4 separate regions of the Mus musculus genome follow, and all the other regions are linked to region 3. The links are chromatin loops, found by intact Hi-C in ENCODE. Cell type or tissue: heart. All regions are shown on one strand. Each heading gives the region's core, and the rest is flanking DNA. Links, peaks and the distances in the headings are about the cores only.

Region 1 (7,599 bases), core at 876-5,875, 110 kb after region 3:
AGACACAGTTCTGTGGGGTACTGGTTAGTTCATATTGTTGTTCCTCCTATAGGGTTGCAGACCCCTTCAGCTCCTTGGGTACTTTCTCTAACTCCTTCTTTAGGCGCCCTGTGTTCCATCCAATAGATGACTGTGAGCATCCACTTCTGTGTTTGCCAGGCACTGGCATAGCTATATCAGGGTCCTGTCAGCAAAATCTTGCTGGCGTATGCAATAGTGTCTGCCAAACCCATTCTTCTTGAGACTCACATAGAATCTGCTTATGATTGATTACATTTCAGTTACGACAGCCTCCAGTTAAGCGCTTGAGACTTCGTGGTGATTGGTCAGATACTGGTCCCAGAGCACGGCCAGAAAGTGAACGAGAACGAGATGGTAACTATATTTTGGCCAGATTTTTGTGACATGTGGTATTTAAAGATTTATTTATCTTGTCTGTATAAGTGCTTTTGGCTGCATGTATACTATGTTGTGCCTCGTGCTGTGGTGGAGGTCAGAAGGGAGGCATCAGATCTTCTGGCACTGGAGTCATAGATGGTTGTGAGCCACCTTGTGGATGCTGGGAACTCAACCTGAGTACTTCTGAAGAGCACTAAGTGCTCTTAACCTCTGAGTCATTTCTCTACCCCTTATCTCCATTATTTTCAATTGTAAATGATGCTACAATGAAATCTTAATAAGAATAATTTGGTAAATTTGTGCTAGTACATCATAGGATAAATTCCTAGAAGTGGAATGGCTGAGTCACTAGATATGTATATTTAACCTTTATATACATAGATACATATACATATACATAAGCATGTACATACATACATGTAGATATATATAACTTTAAAACAATTCATCTGAATATATTTCATTTAATAAATCTATAACCAAAATTGTGTTCAAACTATTATTAGACCTTTTATAAAACAGTATTCCTAAGTATATTATCCTTGGTTCACTTTTATAAAATATAAAGTTACAATATGTAAAGGTGGCTTCCATACCTGTAATCCCAGGCCTTTGAAGGCTGAGGCAGAAAGATTATTGGAAATTCAAGGACTACATAGTAATTTCCAGACCAGCCTGGGCTATAGAATGAAGAGACTCTGTCTTCAAAAAACAGACCAAATGAAAGAATTATATAATTATTACATTTTTAATCTAACCTCATACTTTTTGTTTGTTTTGACTTTTGAACCTATGTCTTGCTCTGTACCCCTGACAGTTCTCCTTGCTATTTAGTCACACTGGCTTCCAGGACGCTTGTGACACTAATCATAACTCCCAAGTCTCCCTGCTTTAAGCCACATGAGTGTTGTTTTTATACTTCCATTTAAAATGCCCTTGATATCCTCAGCACTTAAGACATAAAATGTTCTTAATATTTCCCACGGTGTAACAAAATCAAATGCCCTTAAAGAGGAAAAGCAAACAAATATATTTGTTTGAACTAAGAAAACATGTAACACTGAAAAGACAAAATACATTTTCCGTCAGCTAGTTGCAACTATCTGAGGCCATACAGCCCTGAATGACTTAATCTCATCAAATACCTGGAACTTTACAGTAACAAGAATTGTTTTAGGGAAATTAAAGACCCAAGGTTATTTTATGTCTGTGTTTGATAATGTAGTGAGAGAGCAAGCCTTTCCTTCAATTTATTCCACTTGGAGTTCATAAGCTCCTCCCAGAGCACATTTCTAAGTGTAAATAGACAAGTGATGGAGCAAGAGTGGGAGATATAAAGTTACCTAGGAACAGGCATAGATGGAGAGGAGACCCATGGGTACTTACTCATGTAATTATTATAAAATGTGATGGGACTCTGATAACTTTTTATCTGTTCATGTAAAATTACTTAGGCAATTTAATTTTTAATTTCTAGAATTTTAGATTTCTAGGCCTTCAGATCTACAGATCTAGGTTTTTGTATTATTTAAAGATCCTGACTTTTTGCTAAACTTACTGATAAAATTTATGTTGTAATAGGAGAGCAAAGTCCCAATGTGTCACTGATGCAGAGAATGTCTGATATGTTATCAAGGTGGTTTGAAGAAGCAAGTGAAGTTGCACAAAGCAACAGAGGAAGAGGAAGACCTCGGCCCAGAGGTAATTTGTCTTACTGGTTAAATCACTAGAGAGCTGGTAAAACTGCTTAGGGCAAAACTGCTTTTTCTTTTTTGTTTTTGGATTTTGTGTGGCTGGTCCGCGTGTTATTTTATTTTACTTTATTTATTTGCATCTCAAGACAAGGTTTCTCTGTGTAGCTCGGCTGTCCTAGAACATGTACTATAGACGAGGCTGGCCTTGAACTCAGATCTTCTGCCTTTGCCTCCTGAGTCCTGAGATTAAAGTTGTGCATCACTACACCCAGCTGGTAGATAGTTTTTGTTGATATTATCTAACTGATAACCGAACTGCATTTTGTAACCAATGTAGTCATAACTCTCTTCTGATTCCACTAGACCCAAAATTTCAAAATACACAAAACAAAAGATTTTTAATTTTAAGTCCCTTTCCAATCAATACACTTTGAAAATTGGAAGTCTGCAAAGCTTTAAAGATAAGTGTATGTATATAATTAGAAAAAGTAATTATTTAAAATTTTTCATCTATCTCTTTGATGTGTGTATATGTGTGAGTATGCATGTGGGGGTCAGAAAACAACTTGGTATATATGTGTGAGTGTGTATGTGGAGGTCAGTTTCCAAACTCAGTCCGGCTTGTCAGCAAGTTTCCTTACCTGCTTAACCATCATTCTGGCCCAAGATTGATTATTTTCACAAGAATATGTCATTTATTCTTATCCCTGTTGATTAGACTGTTTGATTAAGTGGACCAAACCACCAGTGGCCATAACTGATACACTGAGTGTGTTAGTTAGGGCTTCTAGTGCTGTGATAACCAAAAGCAATCAGGGGAGGAAAGGGTTTATTCGGCTTACTCTTTAGTATCACTGTTCATCCTTGAAGGAAGACAGGACAGGAACTCAAACAGAGCAGGAACCTGGAGGCAGGAGCTGATGCAGTGGCTACAGAGGAGTGCTGCTTACTAGCTTGCCCTTCTTAGCTTGCTCGGCCTGTTTTCTTAAAATACCAGGACCAGTGGCCCAGGGATGACACCACCAACAATGGGCTGGACCCTCTCCATCAATCACTAGTGAAGAAAACGCCTTGTAGCTAGCTCGTATGGAAGCATGTTCTCAACGGAAGCTCCCTTTTTGTCAGCCTCTAGCTTGTGTCAAGTTGACATAGACTGACTAGAACACTGAAATTTTATGTTGCTGTGTGTTTTCAGAATATTTCTGTAGAGGTTTGTTTTGTGTTTATTTTTTGCATTTGAAATTTGAGTTTGAGGCTGGAGAAGATGGATCAAGAGCAATTAAGAGTTGGTAAGAACACTCACTGCTCTTGAAGGTGAGCTGAGTTCAGTTCCCAGAATCCACATGGCTGTTCACAACTGTCAGAAACTCCAGTTATGGAGATCCCGAATCCTCTTCTGCCCTCTGCAGGCACCTAGGTTCATGTCACCAGATCACTCACATGTAATTTAAAATGAATAGATCTTTTAGAAACTTGGGTTTGCTTTAACATGTGCTTTTTTGAAGGTGGAACAAATCAGCCAGATGTTTCAACTCTTCCTACGGTTCCATCAAGTCCTAATTTGGAAGTGTGTGAAACTGCAATGGATGTAGACATGCCAGCTGCACTTCTTCAGCCTTCTACATCCTCTACAGATCCAGTTCAGGCTCAGGCAGCCACAGCCGCCATAGAAAGCCCTCGTTCCAGCTCGTTGCTGTCTTGCCCAGACAGTGAACCGAGGCAGTCTGTTGAGGCGTCTGGACACCATGCACATCATCAGTCAGGTGAGGATGCTATTCTTCAAGTTCATGTGCTGATCTCTGAACACCGAGGAACACCTAGTCTGTTCTGAAAGATTGTAAATCACAGTAACTTCTTGCTGGAATAAGTAACCAAAATCATTTTTAATATACAAGCAAACTTAAACACAAAATTCAAGCGTGTCTAGTTTTCATGAATTTTTACAAATAGTGAATCTTTAATTTATATAAGGTAATTTTATTTAAGGTAATAGCAGGTAGTATTTTGACATAGTGTAATACACTGAAAGATTATTTTACAAACCATTATTAACCAAAATACTGTTCTAGATCTCTATTAAAATGACAAGAAAATATATTTCATTATTATTATTTCCATTGTATTTATATTTTCAATTTTTCTTCAAATTATTAAGTACTTTGAGTATATTGAAAATAGTGAACCTGCAGTGGTCCCTTCTCAAAAATGTAGTATACTTTGCCAGAAGAATTATTTTCCTACTATATTTATGAAAAAGAATTATCTTACTAATTCTTTATCTTTATAGTACTTGATGTTAGTCAAAAATATCAGTTCATAAAATCTGTTAACACATTTTTCTCTCAGTACAGTAACTTCTCATGTTTTTCCCACCCCAACTATGGAATATACTATTTACAATAATTTCAGTAAATATATAGTCTACTTGAAATTTTAACTGTGTACTTTTAAATATAGTAAAAATCATTTGTCTATTATTTTTAAATTCTTCTAAGGAGGCATTTTACTTAATACAGAACAAAAATAGTATCAAGGAATATAGTTAGTATTAATGCTGGTACCTAAAGTAAGACCTCTGACAGTTTCCTAACAGCTTCACCTCCAAGTTGTCACCGATGCTAGATCCCAGATAATGGGGTATTTGAATTAAGTAGTTTGATCATTATCTTTCATTTTTGATAATTAATATTCACTTTCTATGGGAATAATAGAGTTAGCTGCATAACTGTTAACACTGTGTATAGTTTATCAAAACAGTAAGCTAAAGCCGAATTAGAAAGCCATCTCTTTCACATTTCACATGGCATTTCAGCTTGAGGGAAAATAAAATACTTGGAATGCTTTGAGAAACAGGGTCAAAGGAGTTGAAAGTAGACCCAAACTAGTGAAATTAGTAAAGATAAGAAAAACTTTAAAATACTTACTTTTGTTTTCTGTGTCTATATTGCCTGCCCATGCACATTTGCACTTTGTGCCTGAGGAGGCCAGAAGAGAACATCAGCCTCCTTGGCCTGGAGTTAGCCCAGTTTTGAGCCCCCACGCAGCTGCTAGGAACTGAATCCAGGTCCTCTGTAAGGTTCAAGATCGGGATTTTTTAAAAGTGCTAGTGTTATTGCAAATATTCTGAAAGTCTGTAAGCAATTCTAAGTTATTGAGAAAACTTAGCTAAAAAGACTCTGTAGACTAGTTGTAAGTTGTATTGAATCTTAACTAGTTCCAATTGTTTCTTAAATACATTTGTGAGTTAAATATTCTTGGAGCCTTTTAAGAAATGTTTTTTCTTAGCTGTGCTGTGCATTTTTATACCAGGTTTAAGCTGCTGAACGCCTTTTAGGTCTGATAGACTAAGCGCTGAAGAATGCTTTTGTGACGGCCAAATGATCATTGTTTGAATATTATTTGGTACCTTTGTCCATAAAAATTTTAAAGAAAGGGATTGTTTTTGAATTAGTAGATTGAGAATGTTGCTTAACTTTTACACACTATGGTAGAATATTTTCCCGGGTCTAAAAGAGTACCAGTTCTGAGGAGAATGATTTGGTGTGAGCTATAGATTACACTTACAGCTGTTTCGGCAGTAACCCTTCCATCATCCTACAGCCTGACATCTCATCTGGAAGGACGAAATGTTTTTGTTTTCTTTTCTGATCATTCTGTGCTTACCAAAGCCCATCCAAGTCTAGACGGCTTAATAGACCCTGGGAATTGTCCATTGTGAGACTGTGGTAGGTGGGAATGTCAGTCTAGAGCTGTGGTGTCTGTCAGCACGTCGTGTAAAGCTGGACATGTGGATATGACTGTTCTCTGTGCTCAGCCTGCTGCGGATACCTCTTCATGTGCGCGTTTACACCTTCCTTTGTCATTGTGAGTACTTGGCCACAGGCAGTGAGACTGAAAACTTGCTGCAGTGTTTCAGGGTCCGTAGTCTACACCTGAATCCTCTGGCGATGATGGTGAACGTCGCACCACAAATCTCAGTGAACACTTCAGAGCACTCTTCCTCTCAGCGCCTTTGCGTGTTTATTTTGCCCTTTCCTGGCTTTTAAAGTACTCTGGCTTGCCCTTCTCCCCTCCATAAGCTGCAAGCTTCATCGCAGTGAAGAGCGGAAACACTCATTTTCTGGACCACTTCAACTTCCTAATGCGCACATGTAGGTTGCCTGGAAGAAATGTAACTCCTCCTCTTACACCTGGCCAGATCAGTTTGAAGCCTGCCTTTCCAGCTTCCCAGGGAAAGACTCCTGGTCCCCTGCCTCCCCAGAGTCACTTCTTTTCCTGTGCCATTATTGCCTTTTCTGCTGAATTTTTCCTTCTAGTCACAAACATACTGTTATCTGAAAGAAAGCCTTTCTCAACCATCCTACATTCCTCCAAATAAGGCTCTGCTTCTTCACTTCCTCATTTCTCTTCAGCCCCGTTTCACACCCTCCCCATTTATTCATGGACCAACTCAAAGCTGCTTTTCGGCCTCCTTTTCCTGTAGAAATTTTGGCAGTCACCAGTGAGCTGCATCGTGCCAATCATGAGAACATTTCTGTCGGTGCCTTCATAGAGCTTTGATTCGGTTGCATTTAACAGTCTTTCCCTTCTTGCCTTTCTTGATATTTACACCACACATGCTGTTTGCTCTTATTCTCCATCATGGCTCAGCTTCTAATAAACGTCGTTAGTTTTTCTTTTTCTGTCTACTTTGATTGAGTACTGTGGTTGAACCTCTCAGGATGACTCTCTTGTCTTTTCTACATAAACTCTATCCATCTGCGATTTCCTCTACTGTATGATTCCCAAAGGTGCATTTAAGTCTTGTCTTACAGCCCCAAGTTTCAGATTATTTTGTCTAATTATTACTTGGGACTGTTTTGGATGTTTTCAGTGATTTTAAATTTAATAATATGTCCAAAATAAAAGTATTGCAGCCTCCTGTCCTTCCCATCCCCTTAATGGTCCAACTGAGTCCTTTTCTTTTAAACTCTTTTAAAAAAAATTACGTTTGTGCTGTGGTGTGTTTGTGTGTACATGTGTGTGTGTGTGCATGCCAAGTTTATGGCGGAAAATGTCTTTACTTGCTGAGCCATCTCACCAGCCCTTAGCAGTCCTTTTATGCTTTAATTTTAATTTGCTTATTTTAATAACTCATGAGTAATTTTGAATTCTTCGATTTCTTTGTATCCTATTCAGTTCATCAGCAAATCTTATTGCCACTGTATCTGAACTATATTCCACCTCTTTCCATCTCAGTGCCATTCCTTACTTCTCAGTTGCTGTCCTTGCATCTGCTCTTGTACTTTATAATTCCGTCTCCATAAAGAGACCACAACAAGCATTTAGAGTCTCCAACTTGGCTAGTTATACCACTCTTTGAAAGCTAATTGTATTTAGAAAGGGAGCCACAGAAGAAAACACTTCCATCTCCATACTGTACACCTCAGTACCTGCACAGCCTGGCGCTCGCAGTTCTAGGGTTTTGTTTTGTTTTGTTTTCTTACTGTCTTTTTATTAGGAAGAT
Region 2 (7,599 bases), core at 1,294-6,293, 250 kb after region 3:
CTGGAGAGGATGTAGGGAAAGAGGAACACTCCTCCATTGTTGGTGGGATTGCAAGCTTGTACAACCACTCTGGAAATCAGTCTGGCGGTTCCTCAGAAAATTGGACATAGTACTACTGGAGGATCCTGCAATACCTCTCCTGGGCATATATCCAGAAGATGTTCCAACTGGTAAGAAGGACACAAGCTCCACTATGTTCATCCCAACCTTATTTATAATAGCCAGATGCTGGAAAGAACCCAGATGCCCCTCAACAGAAGAATGGATATAGAAAATGTGGTACATTTACACAATGGAGTACTACTCAGCTATTAAAAAGAATGAATTTATGAATTTCCTAGGCAAATGGATGGACCTGGAGGGCATCATCCTGAGTGAGGTAACCCAATCACAAAAGAACTCACATGATATGCACTCACTGATAAGTGGATATTAGCCCAGAAACTTAGGATACCCAAGATATAAGATACAATTTGTAAAACACATGAAACTCAAGAAGAAGGAAGACCAAAGTGTGGACACTTTGCCCCTTCTTAAAATTGGGAACAAAACACCCATGGAAGGAGTTACAGAGACAAAGTTTGGAGCTGAGTCGAAAGGATGGACCATCTAGAGACTGCCATACCCGGGGATCCATCCCATAATCAGCCTCCAAATGCTGACACCATTGCATACACTAGCAAGATTTTGCTGAAACGACCCTGATATAGGTCTCTCTTGTGAGGCTATTCTTGGGCCTAGCAAACATGGAAGTGGATGCTCACAGTCAGCTGTTGGATGGATCACAGGGCTCCCAATGGAGGAGCTAGAGAAAGTACCCAAGAAGCTAAAGGGTTCTGCAATCCTATAGGTGTGACAACAATATGAACTAATCAGTACTCCCCGGAACTCTTGACTCTAGCTGCATATGTATCAGAAGATGGCCTAGTCGGCCATCAGTGAAAAGAGAGGCCCATTGGTCTTGCAAAGTTTATATGCCTAAGTACAGGGGAACACCAGGGCCAAGAAGTGGGGGGGGGGGGGATGGGGGGCAGGGCATGGGGAACTTTTGGGATAGCATTGGAAATATAAATGAAGAAAATACCTAATTAAAAAGAAAGAAAGAAAATGCCTTACAGCTGAATTTAGGGAGGCAATTTCTCAACTGAGGTTCCCCTCCTTTCAGATAACTCTAGCTTGTGTCAAGTTGGCATAAAACTATCCGTGCAGCCAGCACGTTCTAGAGCTAATACACTGTAAGGAGAATGTCCAGTATAGAGGAGTCGGCAGCTTCTTCTGAGACTGTGGGTTCAACTTCATCACAACCCTGCCGCGTAAATCTGATGATCAAGGCAATTTTCCAGCCTTGCTCTGTGAAGACATCTATCTCATCCCCCTAAAAGCCTATACGTTTTGCTACATGTAGAAATGGACCCTTCTAAAGTCACAGAAACAAATCAATATATCAAGGGTATTTTGCCTAAACTAAAGGAAAAAATCACTGAAGAAATGGTTGGTTCATATTCATCAGGACACATAGCAACCTCCAGAAAACATTCTTTCTTAAATCTTACTTTTATTTAAAAACTCATTTGTGTAAGTGTGTGTGTGTGTGTGTGTGTGTGTGAGAGAGAGAGAGAGAGAGAGAGAGAGAGAGAGAGAGAGAGAGAGAGAGAAAGAGAGAGAGAGAGAGAATACAGTACCCATGGAGCCATGGAGTCCAGAAGAGGGTGCCTGCCAGATCCCCTCGAGCTGGAGTTACAGACTGTTGTCATTGTGAGTTGCTGGACTTAGGTCCTCTCCCATAGCAGCAAGTATTTTTAACCACTGAGCCATCTCTCATCTCCAGTAGAGAGATCTCTTGTTTAAGTTGGCAATAGATAAATGCTGAAAAGTTTGTTGTTGTTGTTGTTTTTTAATCTGTTTTAACTTTGTTCTTTGACTCTAACATGTCCCCCCTGGGTTTCTGCAGTAAAGGCTGAGTATTCAGCTTGGGACCAAGAGGAGGTGGAAATTTCATAAGAACGGGGGCCTTAGGTTAGGTGCAGCAATGGGGCCCCATAGTCCCTACTACTTGAGGGTACTAAGGAGAGGGTGGGTTCAATTGAGTCTAAGTGTGGGACCCCATCTCAAGAACAAATCAAAGTATAAAGGGATGGTATCTAGTGAGGGGCTCTTAGGTCACTGGGGCTCACCCCCCAAAGAAACCTGTGGTGCCCGAATCCCTTCTTTTTCCTTTTGGCTTCTCAGCTACTCTGAAATGAAAGTCTTCATTCCTCTTCATGCTCCCGCAGTATGGTCCTAAAGGCCCAAAGCAATGGAGGAAGCCAGTTGGTTATGAACTAAAACTCCAAATCTGAGAAGCAAAAGGAACTTTTCTTCTCTGAGTCGATTCATCTCAGATGTCTGTCTAACACAAACTTCAAATAGTAATTCCTGACTTAGTTTAGAACCAGACAAGAAGAAAACCTGGTGTAATGGGAGACAAGTCCTTCCCAGCTACCTTACAATTTTCCTTGGAGTAGGCTCTCTCTCTCTCTCTCCTGTTTGATATTAGGTGTGGCCAATGCTAGTTGGAAGTTACCCCTGGCCATCCACCAAACTGAAATGCAAAGACCACAGAGTATTTATTTTTCCCAGGTAAAATTAGGAAGTTTTGGAACCAGTGCTCTTGCAGGATGGAGAAAAAAAATCATTTTTCTTCTTTTTTAGGATATTAAACTTTTTGTTGTCCTGTATTCATTATTTATAGAACTGGATTTCATAAGGACGTTCCCTTTTTTAAAAAATCCACTATTCATGGAATTGTATCACATAAGGACATTCTTACATGAGGACACACATTGAGCATACTTCCTCCCACACTCCTCCCTTAGGCCCATTGGCTCTTGAGTTCACTTCTATCTTCATGTCATATGTACATACATACATGAATCCATTTTTCCAATGCAGCCCTGAACCTTGGAGAAGGTCTCTTTTTCCACGGGCCTTGTTCAGCTTTAGAACTCTATATCACGATGCAATTAACATATCAAATTAACAGCTTTCTTTAAATATTTTTAAATATTTGTTTAGCATGTTTGCATGTTTAGAGAGAGGTCCGTGTGTAACCGGCAGAAGTTGGCTCTCCCCTTCCTCTGTGTTGGTTCTGGAGATCAAACTCAGGTTGCTAGGCTTGGTGGCAAGCTCCTTTACCCACTGAGCCATCTCGCTGACCCTAAATCCACAACATTCGATTATTGCCATTGGTTTTTAAAATATCCTGTCATACACCTACCTTTTATTTATTTGTATGTGTGGGTGGGTGGGGGAGGGAGGTGTCTTGCATGTGCCATCAAGAAGTATGTGGAAGTCAAGAAGACAACTGTACAAGTGGGCTCTCTTTTTGTACCACGTGAATCCTGGTGATGAACCACAGGTCCTCAGGCTGGGTTTTTGTAAGAGCATCAAGAAGAAAAGACAGACAACAGGGTTTACAGGGTCGAGTAGTTACAAGGAATGAATGGAAGCAGACTGAGTTTTTTTCCTTTTTCAGTCCAGTTAGGAGCAGCTAGGGAAACAAGGTTCCTGGTGGGTAAAATTAAATGTCAAGAGATGGTGAACATCGAACAGCAAACAACACCTTGACCTGCTAAGCCATCTCACTAGTCCTTTAAAGGACAGATTGCGGTATTAGAGGAAGTCCACCCCTTGAAGGCTGAAGATCTGGATTTGAAACATGACTCTAATCCCAACTTGCTGTTGGGCAGTGGAGATGAACAATCAAGACCCTTTGAGACTGCCTAGGGATAAAAAACAAAACAAAACAAAACAAAACAAAACAAAACAAAACAAAAAAACCAAACAAACAAACAAAAAAAAACTCAACTCTGCTTTCACTGAGCCCTCCTGGAGAGCTAAGGAAACCCTAATCCGAAGCAGGCGGCCCAGTTTTCCCCTCCTGGCCAGTGCAAGGAGATCAGGACTGAAGCAGAAGAGGAGGTTGGAGGTGGAAGTGAAAGGGGTGGATGGGATGGAAGAGGAGGGCGCTAAGGGGGTCCCAGGGCTGGGGGGAAGGGGAACAGGTTGGAAAATCTTCCCGAGGTAATGAGGTCACGCCTAGGGAGACAAGACTGAGACAAGAAGTGTTGAGAGACAGCGAGTTTCCCCCACTCTCCCGTGATGGCCACAGGACAAGGCTGCGACCCATCAGCTGTGACAATGTACAGTCTTCTTTCATCACCTTAAACTCGAAAACCATGTTAGCCATAAAGCTGGGCCTTCTCTTTAGTTCTCTGTATTTGCCCTTGGTTTGGGAGAAAATAGTGACGAAAAGGGTTTTGTTTTGTATTGTTTTTTGTTTTTTCGTTTGTTAGGTTTGGATTTTTCCACCTCTCTTTTCATGCCAAGAGAGCAGATGTCCCCTAGTGGCCAAAGTTGGATCTGCAGAAGCCACATTTTGTGGCTTGGGGCCGAGGTTCCAAGTGGTGAGCAAAAGCTGCCCTGGGAACCACTCTGGGAACTTTGATGGGAAATGGAGGCAGGAAGAAATAAAGGAAAGGATAAGAAGCAGCAGAAGATGACCGGGAAGGCAAACAAGAAGGGACACATGTAGTGCCAATATGAGTGCAAACAAAACAAAACAAACAAACAAACAAAAACCAACAACAACAACAACAAAAAACCCTTCTAGTCCAATACAATGTAATAATGTCTTTCTCTTTCCTGAAGCTTTAGACTCACTGAATATTTTAATGCTATGAATGATAGAAACTTCACAGAGTAGCATGTGGTGGTTCATGCCTTTAATCCAAGCACTAGGAACACAGAAGCGGGTAGATTTCTCTGAGTTTCAAGCTAGCCAAGGCTACCAGTGAGATCCTGTCTCAAAAAAAGGAAAAAAAAATGTATATATTTGGAGAAAAAATAATATTACTGCAAGAATCATTCCAATTTCAGCTTTGGTGATGGCCCTATGTCACACAGTATGTATAGACTTAAAACTGAATTTAAAATATTTTGTTGAAAATCACTTCTCGGGCTGGAGAGATGGTTCAACGGTTAAGAGCATGGACTGCTCTTCTTAAAGGTCCTGAATTCAATTCCCAGCAACCACATGATGGCTCACAACCATCAATAATAGGATCCGATGCCCTCTTCTGGTGTGTCTGAAGACAGCTACAATATACTCATATAAATAAAATGAATACATCTTTTTTAAAAGGTGATAATTAGAAAGAGAGAAAGAAAGAAAGAAAGAAAGAAAGAAAGAAAGAAAGAAAGAAAGAAAGAAGGAAGGAAAGGAAAGGAAAGGAAAGGAAAGGAAAGGAAAGGAAAGGAAGAAAGAAAGAAAGAAAGAAAGAAAATCACTTCTCTATTGTAAGGCTAAATGTGAAATGTCCCATTATGGATGGCCTCCTGTGTAACTAGGCTAACACCAAAAAACTATGAGAAAAGATAGCTTAATTTTTTAATATTTATTTTATTTAGTGTGTGTGTGTGTGTGTGTGCCTGGTGCCCACCAAAGTCAGCAGAAGGGGTTGGATTCCCTGGAACTGGAGGTACAGATGGTTGTGAGTCACACGTCGGGGCTGGGACTCAGATCCAGATCCACTCAAGAGCATTGACGTCCTGAACTGCTGTGGCATCTCTCCAGCCCAAGGTAACTGTGGCCAGTGAGATGGACAGCTAGTAGGACATAACATTTAAAGTTGAATTGTGTTTTTCAGGATGTGTGTGCTACTTACACAGGCTGTTGGATTATGAGGAGAAATGTTTACAATGGAAGCCTTTGGTAAGGGGAGTTCCCATGAAGTGGCTGTTCCTTGCCCATTACACATTTCTTCACCAACCCTGCAGTGAAGGGGTTTTTTCTCTCCTATTCAAAACTTTCACATAGAACTTTGAAGTGGCTGTCACGACTGGGTCCTAACACCTGTTAAACAAATGTTTCTGTCTGTAGCTTATCCTCAGAATAACATGTTCTGCATATTTGTTTGCACTTTTACTTTTGAGAAGAAGGTTTTTTTTTTTAAATAAGGCCTAGACTATCCTCAAACTCATGATCCTCCTGCCTCAGCCTTGAAAGCGCTAGGATGATAGGCCTGTGCCCTCATATTTAACTTTCAGACTAACATTTAGAACCAGGGCATCACACCCTCAGGAACTAGGGAAAATATATATTGCCTTAGCTATTGGAAAGCAGCAGGCAACAGGGATGACATTAAAATGCATATTATAGGCCCAATGCCCCAGGGAGTGGGCACTCTTTATGTCTTTATATATCTTATACATGGAGAATTAGACCATTGTCTTCACAGGAGAATTGGACGGAAGGGGAGACCATCATTACTGTGTTAAGAAAAGTAAGCCAGATCTAGAAAGATGAAACACAGCATATTTTCTCTCATGTGCAGACTCTAAGGAAACAAAAGTAGGAAGAGGACTGTTGGGACTTATTTCAAAAACAAAACCTTCTTCCCAAAAGTAAAAGTGCAAACAAATACGCAGAACATGCTATTCTGAGGATAAGTAGACAGCAGGGGAGTAAGAGTGGATAACAGGGAGGTAAACATGATCAAACACGTTTTCTATGCAGATGAAAATGTTAGAATAAACACGTTATTCTGTATAGTTGATATGCACTATTAAAATACTTAAAATATAAGAATACTCCAACAGTACATTGAAATTTAAAATGTAGACTGTACAACTCTAGCTATGATGGTGGGTTAAATATATAAACATATAAGTATTCAAGTGGAATGTTCCAGAAGAGGGCAAAGACAAGGGAAAGTTGAATTGATTTTTATGAGACGAAAAACAAATTTCTTCTGAGATTTTTCTGATACATATAATTATCATTGTCTAGAGCCTTTTGCTTTAACAGAAAAGAAAGGAGCTAGCCTGTGTCCTAGCAGGAAGAAAATGTTTCTGGTGTGGATCCTAACTCTTGTGGTCTTCAGGAAGAGACTTGAACGCCCTAGGCTCTAGGAAATGGTACCTACCTTAGAGGTAAAGGTCTGTGGGTAGCCCTCATGGACCAAGCATATGAGAAATGCTAAACAGTGGCCAGGCTTGGTGGCACGTGGAAGGTTGAAGCAGAAGGAACTCGAGTTTAAGGCTGACCTGACTACAGGGCGAGACCATGTCTCAAAACAATCAGCGCTGGCGACGTGACTCAGCAGCTAAAGACCCTTGCCAGCAAGACCTAGTTCAATCCCCAATCCCACATAAAGGTAGACCTAGAGAGAGCTGCCTCCACAAAAGTTTAGGACAGACAGACAGACAAGCAGGCAGGCACATACACACACACACACATACGAATGATAAACAAGCAGACAGTAAAATAAATGTTAAACATACTCATGATATATTAATTTATGAAAATATTAATTTTTATTTTGAGCTTTACTACTATGGATTCCTTCAGCAGAACCCCAGCAGTCTGTATGGCTCTCTTGGCTGACCGTAGCTGACCACTGCCTCTGTTCCTTTTCTAGCCTTGTGAACAACCTCAGCTGTCTACTCCTGAATACTGCAGATTAGCACTTGGAAGGCTTCTTTCCTTCCTTCTGTGTGATTTAACTCCTGCTTTGCCTTAACGCAGACACTGTCCATGCTCTTCCTTTTCTGACACTA
Region 3 (7,599 bases), core at 1,148-6,147:
TCAAACGGTCAGTGAATGAGCAAAAAATTGTATTCTGGCTAGCAAAGTTCCAAAGCATCATGGTAGGGCCAGGCCAGCATGTTCTTAGGCATGAGGACCCAGACCCCAACTACTGTAGCATCTGTTCTTTCACAAATCTTTTGTGTATTTTTTGAGACTGTCTCGTTATGTCACCCTGGCTGGCCTCAAACTCTCAGCGATCCTCCTGCCTCAGGCTCCTGGGAGTTGAGATTACATGCATACACCATCATGATCCGCTCTGGATCCTTACCTATCTTAACTCGAATGTCCAGGCCTTCTTCAGCCTCCTTGGCTTCAAACAAGCCATGGATCTCCAGGCTGCACTTAATCACCACCGTGATGATGTTCTTCAGTTGCTTTCGTTCCACTTTCCACAGGGCCAGCAAGGCATCACCTTTAAGAGAGACATTCTGGGGACTTTAGCCCTACCCTGGAGATCGGGGTGTTTTGCATGAACATTGCACAAGCTTGTGCTGCTTCAAACATTTCTCAACCCATTCCCTGACCACGACTCCCCGAGGTGCCTCCTTTGTGACAGGGCAGGCTACTCGGTTCTTCCTTTCTACCCTTCCCATCTCAGATAGCTTCCATACCTGCAAATTTTAGGATGTCTCCTCCAAAAATCAGCACTTCTAAAAAAAGAAGAAGAAGAAGAAATAAAGAAAAGTTAAGTCAGACTGATTCTTTAGCGAACATTACTCATTGGTAAAGTAGAAGCAGGCTTGGTAGCATGGTTGCACACGCCTGTAGTCCTGGGACTTGGAAAGCTGAGACAGAAGGATTAATTACTGTGAGTTTGAGGCCAGATTGGGCTACATAGATAAATCCTAGACCCTGTCTTGGGGCAGGGGGTGGGGGTGGGGAGGAGAGGAAGAAAGAGGAGAAAAAGAGGATGGAGGAGGAAGAAGAGGAGAAGAAACGGGATAGTAAGAATAGCAATTTAGAAAATACACGTCTATCAAACATAACATTTCATTACTTCTGTGTAGGCCAGTGAAGTAAATCTGTGTTCTAGGAAAACAAATAAATAAACAAAACAAAAATCAAACAAGCCAGGAAACAGGAGGGCAGAGTTCCCAAGACCCAAGGATGCTTGCCTTCTTCCCAGTGTACAAGAATGCTCTCTATAGGCCAGCTTTTCTGTTGCATTCTGGAATAGTACTCTACCACTATGCTTTTGGGATGGGGGTTGAAACAGTCTCACAACTTAAGACTAGTTGGAAGTCACTCTGTAACTTAAGTAACTTTGTTTATGTTCTTTCTGCCTCTGTTTCCTAAGTCTTAGGGGGTCATAGATTTTATTTCTACATTATAGAGCGTTAGCCTAGGGTTAGAGAGATTGCTAAATGGTTAAGAGCTCTGGCTGAGCCTGGTGGTGGTGGTGCATGCCTTTGATCTCAGCACTCAGGAAGCAGGGACAAGTAGATCTCTGTGAGGTGGAGGCCAGACTAATTTACAGAGTGAGTTCCAGGACAGCTAGGGCTACACAGAGAAATCCTGTCTCAAAATAACCAACAAAATAAACAAACAAACAAACCCCAAGCAAACAAAAATTCTGGCTGATTTCCCGGAGGACCAGGTTTGATTCCCAGCATCCATGTGACAGCTCACAGCCATCTATATAACTGCAGATCCAGGGAATCTGATACCTTCTTTTGTCTTCTGTGTACACCAGGCATGCATCTGTGCACACACAAATATGCAGGCACAACACCCATACACAGAATAAATATTAATAAATAAAACTTTAAAGAACATCAATGGTGGCTCATTTCTATAATCTCAGTATTGGTAGGCTAAGGCAAGAAGATTTTTTTAAAACACTTCAAGGTCATATTTATATAAGTTCCAAGCCAGCCTGGGCTATAAACTCAGGTCTTTAACACAAAACATTCTTTCTCTCATGTAGTCCTACTGATAAGGCTTAATCATATTCTTTAACTGTATTGTAGCATATTAAAAGTGCTGGTGACCATCTTGGTTAGCTTTTTCTTGTTGCAATAAACCCCATCCATATTTGTGAGAGGAAAGAGCTTGGTTTAGCTTGTATCTGTCAGTTCATTATGAAGGGAGTTCAGGGCAAGAGTGAAGCAGGAACGTGGAGGCAGACATTTAAGTAGAGAGCATGGAGAAGTGCTGTGTATTGTATTGCACCCATGGCTCATCCAGACTGCTTTTTTCATATGACCCAGTGCCACTTGCCTAGGAGTCGTACCACCCACATCCATGTGACAGCTCACAGCCATCTATATAACTGCAGATCCAGGGAATCTGATGTGGGCTGGAAGCTCCCACATCAACTATCAATCAGGAAGTTGCACCACAGACTTGCCAACAGGCCAACCTGATAAGGTGTTCTTTCCTTTTCTTTTTTCCTTTTTCTTTTCTTTTCTTTTCTTTTCTTTTCTTTTCTTTTCTTTTCTTCTCTTTTCAAGATTTACTTATACTTATTTTATGTATATGGGTATACTGTTGCTGTCTTCAGACACACCAGAAGAAGGCATTGGATCCCATTACAGATGGTTGTGAGCCTCCATGTGGTTGCTGGGAATTGAACTCAGGACTGCTAGGAAAAGCAGTCAGTGCTCTTAACTGCTGAGCCATCTCTCCAGCTCCGATGAAGGTGGGTTTTTGTTTGTTTGTTTGTTTGTTTTGTTTTTTGTTTTTAAAGTTCCTTCTTCCCAGATGACTCTAGCTTGTGTCAAGTTGACAAAAACAAACAAACCTCTAATCAGAAGGAGGCATGTGTGTGTGTGTGTGTGTTTGTGTGTGTGCCTATGTGTGTGTATTTATGCCTGTGCCTGTGTGTGTGTGTGTGTGTTTGTGGACTTCCTGGAGAGTATGGATAATGATAGGTGACTGTACAAATACAAACAGTCTGACTACTGTCCAGCAACCCCCAAGAATACTTACTCTCCACTATGGCACTTATGTAGTAGTTGAGGATCTCCACGAGCTGTTCGGCTCCTCGGTCCATGTACATGGCCGTGCTGAACTTCTCAGTCATTGCAGTAAAACCTGTAAGAAACAGCAGCTGGTTTCCTTCGAGTTAAGCACAGCCAGCAGAGGGCCCACTGGCCCTGCAGTGGGACCCACTAAAAGTGGCAGAGTTTCAAATGACCTTAGTGTGTGGCCAGACAGTAGCCGTGCACGCAGAATTTAGTAAGCTAGGGTCAGGAAAGGCCATCTCTTCCTTCTAGGCTCCCAGTGTAAACAGTGATAATGGCATAGTGTTGGAAATAGAAGGTTTTGTTCCGTGGTTTAAAGGCCACACATTTCCCCAATGCTTCTGAAGAGACAGGTTTAGTATCAGTGTGCAGACAGGAGCAGTTCGTCTCTTGAGTTAGTTTGTTGCAGATATGTGTGGGACTTGGGAGACCAGGCTATGAAGTTGGGGCAGGGACACTGGAGCCAGAAGTGCCTCACAGACATGCCTGTGACTGAAAGCTGGGGGAAGGGAAGATGAGAGACATCTGGGGCCAGAGGTCATTCTCTCTTTCCTGTGTGCACAGTGAGATGAGCTGTTCTGTTGCTCTAACAGCCTGGGGGGTAGAAAATGGTGCCCCTACCACCATCACAACCTGCATGTGACTTCTGATGTGAGCCTGCTGCTCCCCCGCATTAAACAAGAATCCCTTGGTCACTTGCCTGAAATATCAACAAACATCAGAACTCCATCAAAACATTTTACTGACGGCCGTTCCGGAGAGAAATCTCCGTAGACGATGAGGTCTGGTAAGTGAGCAGCTATCTTGACGATTGCCCTGTCTTGTAATTCCTGCCTTCGCGCACTCATGTTCAAGGACAATGGTCAGGATTTTTCAGCACCAGGAAACTGTCTCCCCAAGTAGGTCTTCTGGAAAGAAAAGTTGGGAATGGAGGGAATCTAACGGATGCATTTGTTCTCTTTCCCATTTGTTTTCCTCCAGTGGTTTTGTTCTAACTCGTGGATGGTCGTTTACTTAAATAAATGATCGAGTCCTGGCAGAGCTAGAGTTGTTGATAACCCGAAAGGGATCACTCTTCCCTCCCTCCCTGTCAATCTCCTTCATTTTTTTTGAGAGAGGGTCTCACTACATATCCCCTCTAGCCCGCAACGCACTGTGAACACCAGGCTGGCTTCTAACTCATAGAGATCTGTTTGCCTCTGCCTGTAGGATTATTTTTCGATATGAAAAAAAAAAAAAAAACTGTGACTGGATTTCCACCCAATCCTGAACAGCTACCCAAAAGAGCAGCCTATGGAGGACAGCCATGGACCCGTCTACTTCCAGGAAAAGGGAAACCCTGCCAGGGAGTAGCCTCGGTCAGTCTAGCCAGATTCCATTTCCTTTTGTTTCTCTGTTCTTCATCCTCTTTGGGCCTGTTATCTTTTGTCCCTTATAAAAAGTAAACACAGATGTTGAGTTTTCGTGGGCACATGCTTGTGTGGGGGTATCAGGTCATTATCTATAGGCAAGAGGTTAAGTAAATTAAGGTATAATGTCAAACAGAGAGTGAGAAAGCTCTGAAGGGTGGGTGACAGTTGGAGCGCTGAAAGGCCTAAGTTGTAAGTGGGAGGCTATGCTGGCACTTCCTTTTGCTGCCAGTTGGCTCTAAGCAAATTAGTCTTGACTAAGATCTTCCTTCAGGGGTGAACAGCAGATGATCAGTGAGGTTAAACAAAGTTCTAGCTAAGCCTAGAGGGCTATGGCTGCAATCACAGCATTCCAGTGGTGGTGAGTGGTGGTGACTGAGGCAGGAGGATCATCACTGAGTTCCCAGCCAGCCTGGCTACAGAATAAGACCCTTCCTCAAAAACCAAACCCAAACCCAAACCCAAACCAAACCCAAAACCCAATAGAGCCTTCATGTCCAGCAGGCATTAACCCACCTGCCACACAGGTGGGAATCTTCTGAGAATCTTCACCCTTCCCTCTTCTCCTCCAAATCCAACCCCCCAGTCTCACCCCCTCCCTCCTCCCCTTCTCTGCTTCCAATCCCCCAGTCTCAACCTCAGCTCTGTTACAGAACACCTGCAGTGGCCTTTTCTCACTCTCTGCCCCCATCCCAGGGGACTAAGCAGATCCTGATGGAAATGTACTGTTTTCTTCTCCCTGTGCCCACCCCACCCTGATCCCTTCCTTCTAGCTCATCCCCATTCCTAAGTTACAATTCCTAATACCTAGAAACACACTTTACCAGGAACCCCTAGTGGCCACAGCTAGCAAGAACCCAGTTGCAATCCCTACCAAGCAGCTCACAGCCACCACACCCTCCTAAGAACCAGAGAGGCCAACAGAAACCAAAGAACAAAACACCCACCCTACAAAGACAAGACCAGATATTAGTACCCAGAACTACAATCATCCCAAATCCAGATGCTTAGATGATAGCATAAAACCACAATCAAGAATAGTTAGGATAATATGTACCTACCAGAGTCCAGCAACCTTACTATAACAGGTTCTGAGAAATATAATATAGCTGAAGTACAATCTAAAGACCTTAAAGTAGATTTTATGATATGATACATCAACTTAAATGGAGAGACTCAAAGCAATTCCACTACACTCAGGAACAAGTTGTCCACTCTTTATGTACCTATTCAGTATAGTACTTGATATCTTAACTAGAGCAATAAGACAAATGAAGGAGATCAAGGGGATACAAATTGGAAAGGAAGAAGTCAAAGTACTGTTATTTGCAGTTGACATGATGTTACACATAAGTGACCCTAACAATTTAGCAGGGAACTCCTACAGCTGATAAACACTTTCAGCAAAGTAGCAGGATTAAAAATTAACTCACAAAAATCAGTAGCCCTTCTATGTACAAATGACAAATGAGCTGAGAAAGAAATCAAAGTCACACTTTTTCGCGCTCGCACATGCATGCACGCAGACACACACACACACACACACACACACACACACACACACACACGAATGATATCTTGGGGTAACACTACTCAAGCAAGAGAAAAACTTGTATAATAAAAACTTTGAGGCATTGAAGAAAGAAATTGAAGATCTCAGAAGATGGAGGGATCTCCCATGCTCACGGATTGGCAGGATTAACATAGTAAAATGGCCATTCTAACAAAAGCAATCTACAGATTCAATGCAGTCCCCATCAAACCTCCACCACAATTCTTCCACTAAAGAAATCTATGGAAACACAAAACAAACATTAGAAGGAAATGAATAAAACAGTTCAAGACCTGAACGTGGAAATAGAATCAATAAGAAAACCCAAACTGAGGGAAATCTGGAAATGAAAAACTTGAACAGAACCTCAGAGGCAAGCCTCACCAACAGAATCCAGTAGATGGGAGAGAGAAGCTGAGACACAATTCAGACATCTTGAAAGGATAACTTCCAGTTTCACACAATAACACACACATACACACCCACACCACCACCAAACAAACAACAACAAAAAACAAATAAAACCTTACAGGATAGCTAAAACAATTCTGAATCATAAAAGAACCATTGGATCATCATCAACTCTAAACTCAAATTGTCCTACAGAGCTACAGTATGAAAAACAGCATGATATCGGCATAAAAACAGACATCTTGATTAATGGAATAGAATTGAAGACCCATACATAAATCAATACACCTACGGACACCTGATTTTTCATAAAAAAAATCCAGAAATACACACTGGAAAAAAAGAGAGCATCTACAACAAACGGTGCTGGTCAAACCGGACGGCTGCATGGAGAAGAATGCAGATAAATCCAACCTTATCACCCTGCAGAGAACTCAACTCCAACTGGATGAAAGACCCTGCATAAGACCAGACACTGAATCTTATAGAAATCGGTGAATAGCCTTGAACTCACTGACACAGGAAATGACTTTTTGAATAGAGCACGGTTAACACAGACACTAAGATCAACAAATGGGACTTCATGACACTGCAAAGCCTCCGCATGGCAAAGGATGCTGTCATTTGGACAAAGTGGCAGCCTCCAGGATAGGAAAAGATTACATATACAATAGAGGGCTAGCATCCAATGTATCTATTTAAAAAACTAAAAACATCCCACTGGATATGAAGAAAACAAATGATAACCTAATAAAATGTACAGATGTAAACAGAGAGCTCACAAAAGAGGAGACTCCAATGCTGGAAAAGCACTTAAAGAAACGCTCAGCATCCTCAGCCACCAGGGAAATGAAAGTCACATCTACATGAAGATTTCAACTTACACCGGTCAGAAGGACCAAGATCAGCAAAGCCACTGGCAGTTCATGCTGGTGGAGGTGTGGAGTAGGGGAACACTTACACGGCGGCTATGGAGGTGAGTAGGTTTGTCCACATGGCCAGCTGTAGATGGCTAACAGAAAGACGAGCTCAAGGGAACCTTTGGAGGGTCTTTGTCTCAATGTCATAACAGCTTTATTTTAAAATTTATTTATTTTATTTTATTATCTGCTTATTTATTTATTTTATTATCTGCTTATTTATTTGGTTTTTCAAGACTGAGTTTCTTTACATAGAGAGGCTGTCCTGGAACTTGCTCTGTAGACCAGGCTGGTCTTGCACTCAGAGATCCATGTGCCTCTGGCTCTTGACTCCTGGG
Region 4 (7,599 bases), core at 952-5,951, 130 kb after region 3:
CACTCTTTCTGCCTCCTCTCCATAGATTTCCCCTGAGCCCTCAGAGGAAGGATTTGATGAAGACATCCCATTTAGGGATGAGTGTTCTGAGGTCTCTTCACTCTCTGTATATTATCCGGTTGTAGGTTTCTGTATCTGTTCCCATCTACAGGATGAAGCTTCTCTGATGATGGCTGAGTGAGGCATTGATCTATGAGTATAGCAGAATGTCATTAGGAGCTGTTTATTACTACATTCCTTTAGTAGAACTATAGTATTGGTTTTACCCTAGGTCCTTGGGCTCTTGAGTCTCAACTTCTTGGTCAACCAAGCAACATGGCTATGAGTTCCATCTTGGGAAGTAGGCCTTAAGTCAAATGTGACATTGGTTGGTTACTCCTACCAACTTTGTACCACCATTGCATTAGCATACCATGCAGGCAGGACACCATCTTAGAGCAAAGTGTTTTTAGCTGGGTTGGTGTTGTTTCTCCTTCAGTACTATTCAGAGTACCCTCTAGTACCAAGAACAGTGTCCAGTGAGGGTAAAGGTTCTACATAAGTGCCAGCTTGACTTCTCTGTGTTCAGTGAGTTGTGTAGGTATTTTCAGCAATAGCGCCTTGCCATCAGTTTGTTGCTCTCACAACCTATAGTATTTGCAACAGCCTGGGTTGTTTCTCTAATAACTCAACTACATGTAGCCTAATCCCAGCACATTTGTTGACAAGATGTCCAATTGAGGCTCTGTCTCCTCTGTTACTTGGCAGTGTTATTTAGATTATCTTCATATATGTGTGTGTGTGTGTGTAATATATATATATGTGTGTGTGTATGTATATATATATATATATATATATACATACATACATACATATTAGGAAGCTTCTGCTACTTCCATACTACCACTCAAATAGTCTTTAATTTTAGCTGTCTTTCCCCACATTTCCTCCTTTCCTCTCTCCATTCCTGCTTGATCTCCCACTTCATTCCCCTTTATCTATAACTGTGCATTCTATTTACCTTTGCAGGGAGATCTATTCGTTCCCTCTAGTCCCTTACTTTATACCTACTCTCTGTGGCTGTATTGATTGTACCTTTCTTATCATTGACTGAACAGCTAGTATCCACATATAAGAAAATGTGTACCTAGTATTTGTCTTTTTGTGTATGGGTTACCTCTCTCAGGATGAGTTGTTCATTAACTCTTAGTTAGCTGGTTGAAGACAATTCTTTATCATCAGAGGCCATAGTAATAAGAGAGTAATGACACTAGCATGCTTGTTCCCCAAATAACAAAATTTGCACAAGAGGCTGAAATGCAGTTTGCTGCAAGTGTCACTGAGAGGAGTTGTGTGTGTGTGCTTCTGTTACCAAGTCTGCCACTGAGAATATGCTTCCCCACATACTTCGCCTGCCCTTTGGTGCTGTGTACCCTCCTCTCCTCCGTGTCCTTGGTCTGTTCAGTAATGCCTGTCCTGCACTCACCTGCTTCTTTTTATGTATTGTCTTTTCCTTCTCCTCAATTAAGCATACTCGAGCAGCAGGAACTTTCTCCCAGTTAAGACATACCAAGTTCCCTTTGACCTTTCTTCCTCACCATCCCATAACCTCCCCTCTTCTACTAGTGTTCAGGGCTCTGCAGAGTTTACCTTTTTATTCGACTTCATCGCCCCACTTGGTGAACCTGCTGCAGTCTGGTTCTGGCTCCTATTAGTACACCATGACAGTGTACTTTCATCAGTCTTGTCGTTGACTTACACAGTGCAAAAGCCAGCTGTCAGGTCTCAATGTCCTTTTCAGGAGTGTATCAGAACCGTCGACACACTAGCTGTCTCCACCCTTTGTGGACACACTCTTCTCACTTGACCTATAGCATTTCCGCTTACTTGTTTGGTTGGTTGGTGGGGTTTTTTGTTTGTTTGTTTGTTTGTTTTCTCTCAAACACTGAAGTTCCCCAGGGCTCAGTTATTACCTGTCATCAGGAGCCTTGAAGTTTCATCACAAGAGACATCCAGGTTTGTTAGGAATCCTTGACTCTTACGTTCAGTCTCTGGTTAATTTCTCCACTGGATGGGTATTAGTTCTTTCCAGAGTGAATTGTTCTTTCTTTATTGTTCTTCACTGTGGCAAATAGTAGGTAAAAGATGCTGCCTTTGTCTCTCACATCTCCGATGTTTCCCCTGAGTATTTTCCTTGTCCTTTCCTCCTCCTGGAACAGCTCTTTAGGATAGCCATGAACCTTGAGTCCTTGAGACTATGGTCAAATAGCACCCTAGAAGGCTTTTCTTTTTCTTTTTCTTTTTCTTTTTTTCTTCTTTTTATATTTTCTTTTATTAGATGTTTTCTTTATTTACATTTTAAATGTTATCCCTGATTTCCCCTCTAAAAGACCACTATTCTCTCCCCTCTACCCCCTCCCTCTGCTCACCAACCCACCCAATCCCGCTTCCTGGCCCTGACATTCCTCTACACTGTGGCATAGAACCTTTACAGGACCTAGAGCCTCCCTCTTCTCCCATTGATGACTGCTACATACGCGGCTGGAGCCATGAGTCCCACCATGTGTACTCTTTGGTTGGTGGTTTAGATCCTGTGAGCTTTGGGGAAACTGGTTAGTTCATATTGCTTTTCCTCCTATGAGGCTGCAAACCCCTTTAGCTCCTTGGGTCCTTTCTCTAGCTCCTCCATTAGAGACCCTGTGATCAGTCCAATGGTTGGCTGTGAGCATCCAACTTGTATTTGTTAGGCATTGGTAGAGCCTCTCAAGAGACAGCTATAACAGACTTCTGTCAGCAAGCATTTGTTGGCATCAACAAAAGTGTCTGGGTTTGGTGACTATATGTGATGGATCCCTAGGTGGGGCAGTCTCTGGATGGTCATACCTTCAGTCTCTACTCCACACTTTGTCTCTGTAACTCCTTACATGGGTAATTTGTTCCACCTTCTAAGAACCAAAGCACCCACACTTTGATCTTCCTTTTTCTTGAGCTTCATGTGGTCCATGAATTGTATCTTGGTTATTTGGAGCTTCTGGGCTAATATCTACTTATCAGTGAGTGTATACCATGTGTGTTCTTTTGTGATTGGGTTATCTCACACAGAATGATATTTTCTAGTTCCATCCATTTGCCTACGAATTTCATGAATTCATTGTTTTGTTGTTGTTGTTGTTTGTTTGTTTGTTTGTTGTTGTTGTTGTTGTTGTTGAGGAGACAGGGTTTTTCTGTATAGCCCTGGCTGTCCTGGAACTCACTCTGTAGACCAGGCTAGCCTTGAACTCAGAAATCTGCCTGCCTCTGCCTCCCAAGTGCTGGGATTAAAGGCATGCACTGCCACTGCCCAGCAAATTCATTGTTTTTTTTTTTTTTTTTTTTTTTTGAGATGTGAATGTGATTTCTTTTTTTTTTTATCTTTTTTTTATTAGGTATTTTCCTCATTTACATTTCCAATGCTATCCCAAAAGTCCCCCATACCCCCCAATCCCCTACCCACCCACTCCCCCATTTTGGCCCTGGCGTTCCCCTGTACTGGGACATATAAAGTTTGCAAGTCCAAAGGGCCTCTCTTTCCAGTGATGGCTGACTAGGCCATCTTTTGATACATATGCAGCTAGAGACAAGAGCTCCCGGGTACTGGTTAGTTCATATTGTTGTTCCACCTATAGGGTTGCAGTTCCCTTTAGCTCCTTGGGTACTTTCTCTAGCTCCTCCATTGGGGGCCGTGTGTCCCATCCAATAGCTGACTGTGAGCATCCACTTCTGTGTTTGCTAGGCCCCGGCATAGTCTCACAAGAGACAGCTATATCTCGGTCCTTTCAGCAAAATCTTGCTAGTATATGCAATGGTGTTAGTGTTTGGAAGCTGATTATGGGATGGATCCCTGGATATGGCAATCACTAGATGGTCAAATTCATTAGTGGAGTAGTACTCCGTTGTGTAAATATACCACATTTTCTGTATCCTTTCTTCTGTTGAGGGACATTTGGGTTCTTTCTAGCTTCTGGCTACTATAAATTAGGCTGCTATGAACATGGTGGAGTATGTGTCCTTATTACATGTTGGAGAATCTTCTAGGTATATGCCCAGGAGGGGTATTGCTGGGTCCTCAGCTTAATTGATTCAGAACAGTATAAAAAGAGACATTATTACACAATTGGATCCTATTTCCAATTTTCTAAGGAACCGCCAGACTGATTTCCAGAGTGGTTGTACAAGCTTGCAATCCCACCAGCAATGGAGGAGTGTTCCTCTCTCTCCACATCCTCTCCAGCATCTGCTGTCACCTGAGTTTTTGATCTTAGCCATTCTGACTGGTGTGAGGTGGAATCTCAGGGTTGTCTTGATTTGCATTTCCCTGATGACTGAGGATGTCGAACATTTCATTTGCTCTGTAGTACCGCTAGAGGTCGGGGATGGTGATTCCACCAGCGGTTCTTTTATTGTTGAGAATAGTTTTCACTATCCTAGGGGTTTTTTTGTTTGTTTGTTTGTTTGTTTGTTTGTTTTTATTCCAGATGAATTTGCAAATTGCCCTTTCTAACTCTATGAAGAATTGATTTGGAATTTTGATGGGGATTGCATTGAACCTGTAGATTGCTTTTGGCAAGATGGCCATTTTTACTATATTAATCCTGCCAATCCATGAGCATGGGAGATCTTTCCATCTTCTGAGATCTTCCTTGATTTCTTTCTTCAGAGACTTGAAGTTCTTATCATACAGATCTTTCACTTGCTCAGTTAGAGTCACACCAAAGTCTTTTATATTATTTGTGACTATTGTGAAGGGTGTTGTTTCCCTAATTTCTTTCTCCTTTGTGTAGAGGAAGGACACTGTTTTGTTTGAGTTAATTTTTATATCCAGCTTCTTTGCTGAAGTTGTTTATCAGGTTTAGGAATTCTCTTGTGGAATTTTGGGGTCACTTATGTATACTATCATATCATCTGCAAATAGTGATAGTTTGCTTCCTTTCCAATTTATACCCCTTTATCTCCTTTTGTTGTCTAATTGCTCTGGCTAGGACTTCAAGTACTATATTGAATAGATTGGGAGAGAGTGGGCAGTCCTAACAGAAACAGAGGAAATCCAAAAAATCATCAGATCCTACTACAAAAGCCTATACTCAACAAAACTGGAAAATCTGGATGAAATGGACAATTTTCTAGACAGATACCAGGTACCAAAGTTAAATCAGGATCAGATAAATGATCTAAACCGTCCCATATTCCCTAAAGAAATAGAAATAGTCATTAATTGTCTCCCAACCAAAGAAAGCCCAGGACAAGATGGGTTTAGTGCAGAGCAGAGTTCTATCAGACCTTCAGAGAAGACCTAATTCCAATTCTCCTCAAACTATTCCATAAAATAGAAACAGAAGGTACTCTACCCAATTCATTCTATGAAGCCACATTTACTCTGACACCTAAACCACACAAAGACCCAACAAGAAAGAGAACTTCAGACTAATTTCCCTTATGAATATTAATGCAAAAATACTCAAAATTCTCGCAAACTGTATCCAAGAACACATCAAAATGGTCATCCATCATGATCAAGTAGGCTTCATCCCAGGGATGCAGGAATGGTTTAATATACCGAAATCCATCAGCAGAATCCACTATATAAACAAACTCAAAGACAAAAACCACATGATCATCTCATTAGATACTGAGAAAGCATTTGACAAAACTCAACACTCCTTCATGATAAAAGTCTTGGAAAGATCAGGAATTCAAGGCCCATACCTAAACATAGTAAAAGCAATACACAGCAAACCAGTAGCCAACACCAAACTAAATGGAGAGAAGCTTGAAGCAATCCCACTAAAATCAGGGACTAGAAGGCTTTTCTAAGAACTGTCCACAAAACAGCACTCTTTCCCTTTCATCTAGCCTGCAAGCCTTCTGTACTAGTTTAATATAGCTGGTACCCTGGGGTACACATGTGTGCATGTATAGAGATATATGTGCATGTGCATGTAATGTATATTCACAGATGTCTGTTTTCCCTCAGAGTAAACTCCATAGGGGTAAGGATTATTTTGCTCAATGTTTTATTGTCCGGGAAGTCTCATATGTAAGAGGTATACAGCTACCTCTTTGCATAAATTTGTGTAATTTTTGTTTTCACCTGGGTATTTCCAAAGAAAAGATTAAGAAAATATTATATAAACCTTTTTAGCTAAAATATCAATTCTGACACAAGAAGAAACATTTTTTAAGGGTATGACATACAACTTTAATTTTTCAAAGTTATAATGAATTCTAATAATTGTTTTAAAATATATAACTATTTACTTGTTTTATTGAATATTGTTACTTGACTGAAATTAGTAAAGTAACTGAAATTTTTGTTTAGATTTTTTAAATTAATATTTTATAACTATTCTGTGTTATTTTTCTGTACAAAGAAGAAAAATGGTGACTATTTGAATGTTTAATTTAGATTCTTAATGGCTAAGTGTGTAGTGCAGTGAGTGATATGTACTTAGGCCCTATATGCAGTTCGAAGTACCATAATATAAAAAACTATAAAATAAATTTAAAATAGTGTTTTGCTTTTATGATATTTTATTTTCATTTGTTTGGTTACTTAAATATTTATAGAAATTATGTGTCTAATTCGTGATAATTAAAGAGAAACATCTGATTGCATATGCATAGACTGTCTCATAATTTAATGACTTTTTATCAGTATTTCTTTTTAGTATTTCTCTTTAAAGCATGTCTTATTTAATCTTTCCCTTTTTAAGTGTATAATCAACTTTATACTATTTTTTGTTGTGTTACTGTCTCCTTTCTTTTCCTATCTGTGTCAGAATTTTTAAGGGGGCCTGAGATAGCTTTGCTCCGTAAGCGCCTGCAGCAGCTGAGGCTTAAGAAGGCTGAGCAGCAGAGGCAGCAAGAGCTAGCACAGGCCCAGCATCAGCCTCCCACTTCCACTTCTGATCCTCCTCCTCACGAGGGCTCTTCACGGGACCCTCGAGCTTCAGGTTATTGATGTCAAGTGTGCTTAAGCAGCTTCTGCAGTTGCTTTCTAACCCTGCTCTGTGGAGCCAGTGTTCCCCAGCCGTTCAAATGAGAAGCTTGTGTGTGCGGCTCTTCTTCCCTTCCTGGCCAAGGAGTGTTCAGTACCTAGTGCAGAGGGCGGGGCTCTCAGGAGCATTTCCCAGAGGGCAAAGACACAGCGATCCTTTAGTTTACTGCAAAACTGTTTGGAAAGAGGTAGATGTTTATTTTTAAAGTTTTTGAACTACTTTCTACTAAATCCACTGACTTTCATGCCTGCATTGATCTTTTTGTAGAAATTTCCTGTGTGTGTATAGACCCTTAGCTTTTCCTCTTTGTTAGGTGTGTACTATAGTTAATCAGTATTTTATATAGATCTAGTAATTCTTTTAGCCATACTAGCATGCACTCAATCATTTCCTTCTGTTATTTGATTTTATTCAGTATTGTTTTTCTCATCACTGCTATAGTCAACTTCTGTATATAGGGCAGCAAAAGTACTTTATGATCTGTTTCCTGCACTTACGCTATCATATTCTACCTATAGTGACAGTCAGTGCCACTAGGTATATTAATACTCTAATTCTCTTACTATTTCTTGAGAATAATGAAAAT

What was found. Hi-C counts contacts between places; a loop is a spot of excess contacts. Peaks named below come from ENCODE experiments on the same cell type or tissue, not always from the same donor. Only the 100,000 strongest peaks of a DNase experiment are listed, where the experiment ranks them.
Region 1: it touches region 3 in a loop (7-fold over the local background); 10 of 42 quality-filtered maps call a loop at or near these places.
Region 2: it touches region 3 in a loop (5-fold over the local background); 3 of 42 quality-filtered maps call a loop at or near these places.
Region 4: a loop joins it to region 3, with 3.0 times the contacts of the local background. A loop is called at or near these places in 9 of 42 quality-filtered maps.

What each region holds. Positions count from the first base shown.
Region 1 is chr1:165,384,915-165,392,513 of GRCm38, reverse strand. Dcaf6 (DDB1 and CUL4 associated factor 6) reads left to right here. Exons shown (of 19, transcript NM_028759.1): 8 at 282-375; 9 at 1,981-2,100; 10 at 3,599-3,856. Among named protein-coding and RNA genes, the nearest start is that of Dcaf6, 72 kb to the left of the region's middle. In heart, for the core only: a CTCF peak has its summit at 3,505 (motif pointing left); no DNase peak of the experiment used is centred there.
Region 2 is chr1:165,249,024-165,256,622 of GRCm38, reverse strand. It overlaps a transcript of Tiprl not described here. Among named protein-coding and RNA genes, the nearest start is that of Tiprl, 16 kb to the right of the region's middle. In heart, for the core only: a CTCF peak has its summit at 4,386 (motif pointing left); no DNase peak of the experiment used is centred there; H3K4me3 peaks cover 530 bases.
Region 3 is chr1:165,499,388-165,506,986 of GRCm38, reverse strand. It overlaps Adcy10 (adenylate cyclase 10), which reads right to left. Exons shown (of 34, transcript NM_173029.3): 2 at 3,670-3,877; 3 at 2,935-3,039; 4 at 615-653; 5 at 272-415. The coding sequence starts at 3,817. Among named protein-coding and RNA genes, the nearest start is that of Adcy10, 18 kb to the right of the region's middle. In heart, for the core only: a CTCF peak has its summit at 3,088 (motif pointing right); no DNase peak of the experiment used is centred there; H3K27ac peaks cover 321 bases.
Region 4 is chr1:165,373,431-165,381,029 of GRCm38, reverse strand. The region is part of intron 10 of Dcaf6 (DDB1 and CUL4 associated factor 6); the gene reads left to right. Among named protein-coding and RNA genes, the nearest start is that of Gpr161, 81 kb to the right of the region's middle. In heart, for the core only: no CTCF peak of the experiment used is centred there; no DNase peak of the experiment used is centred there.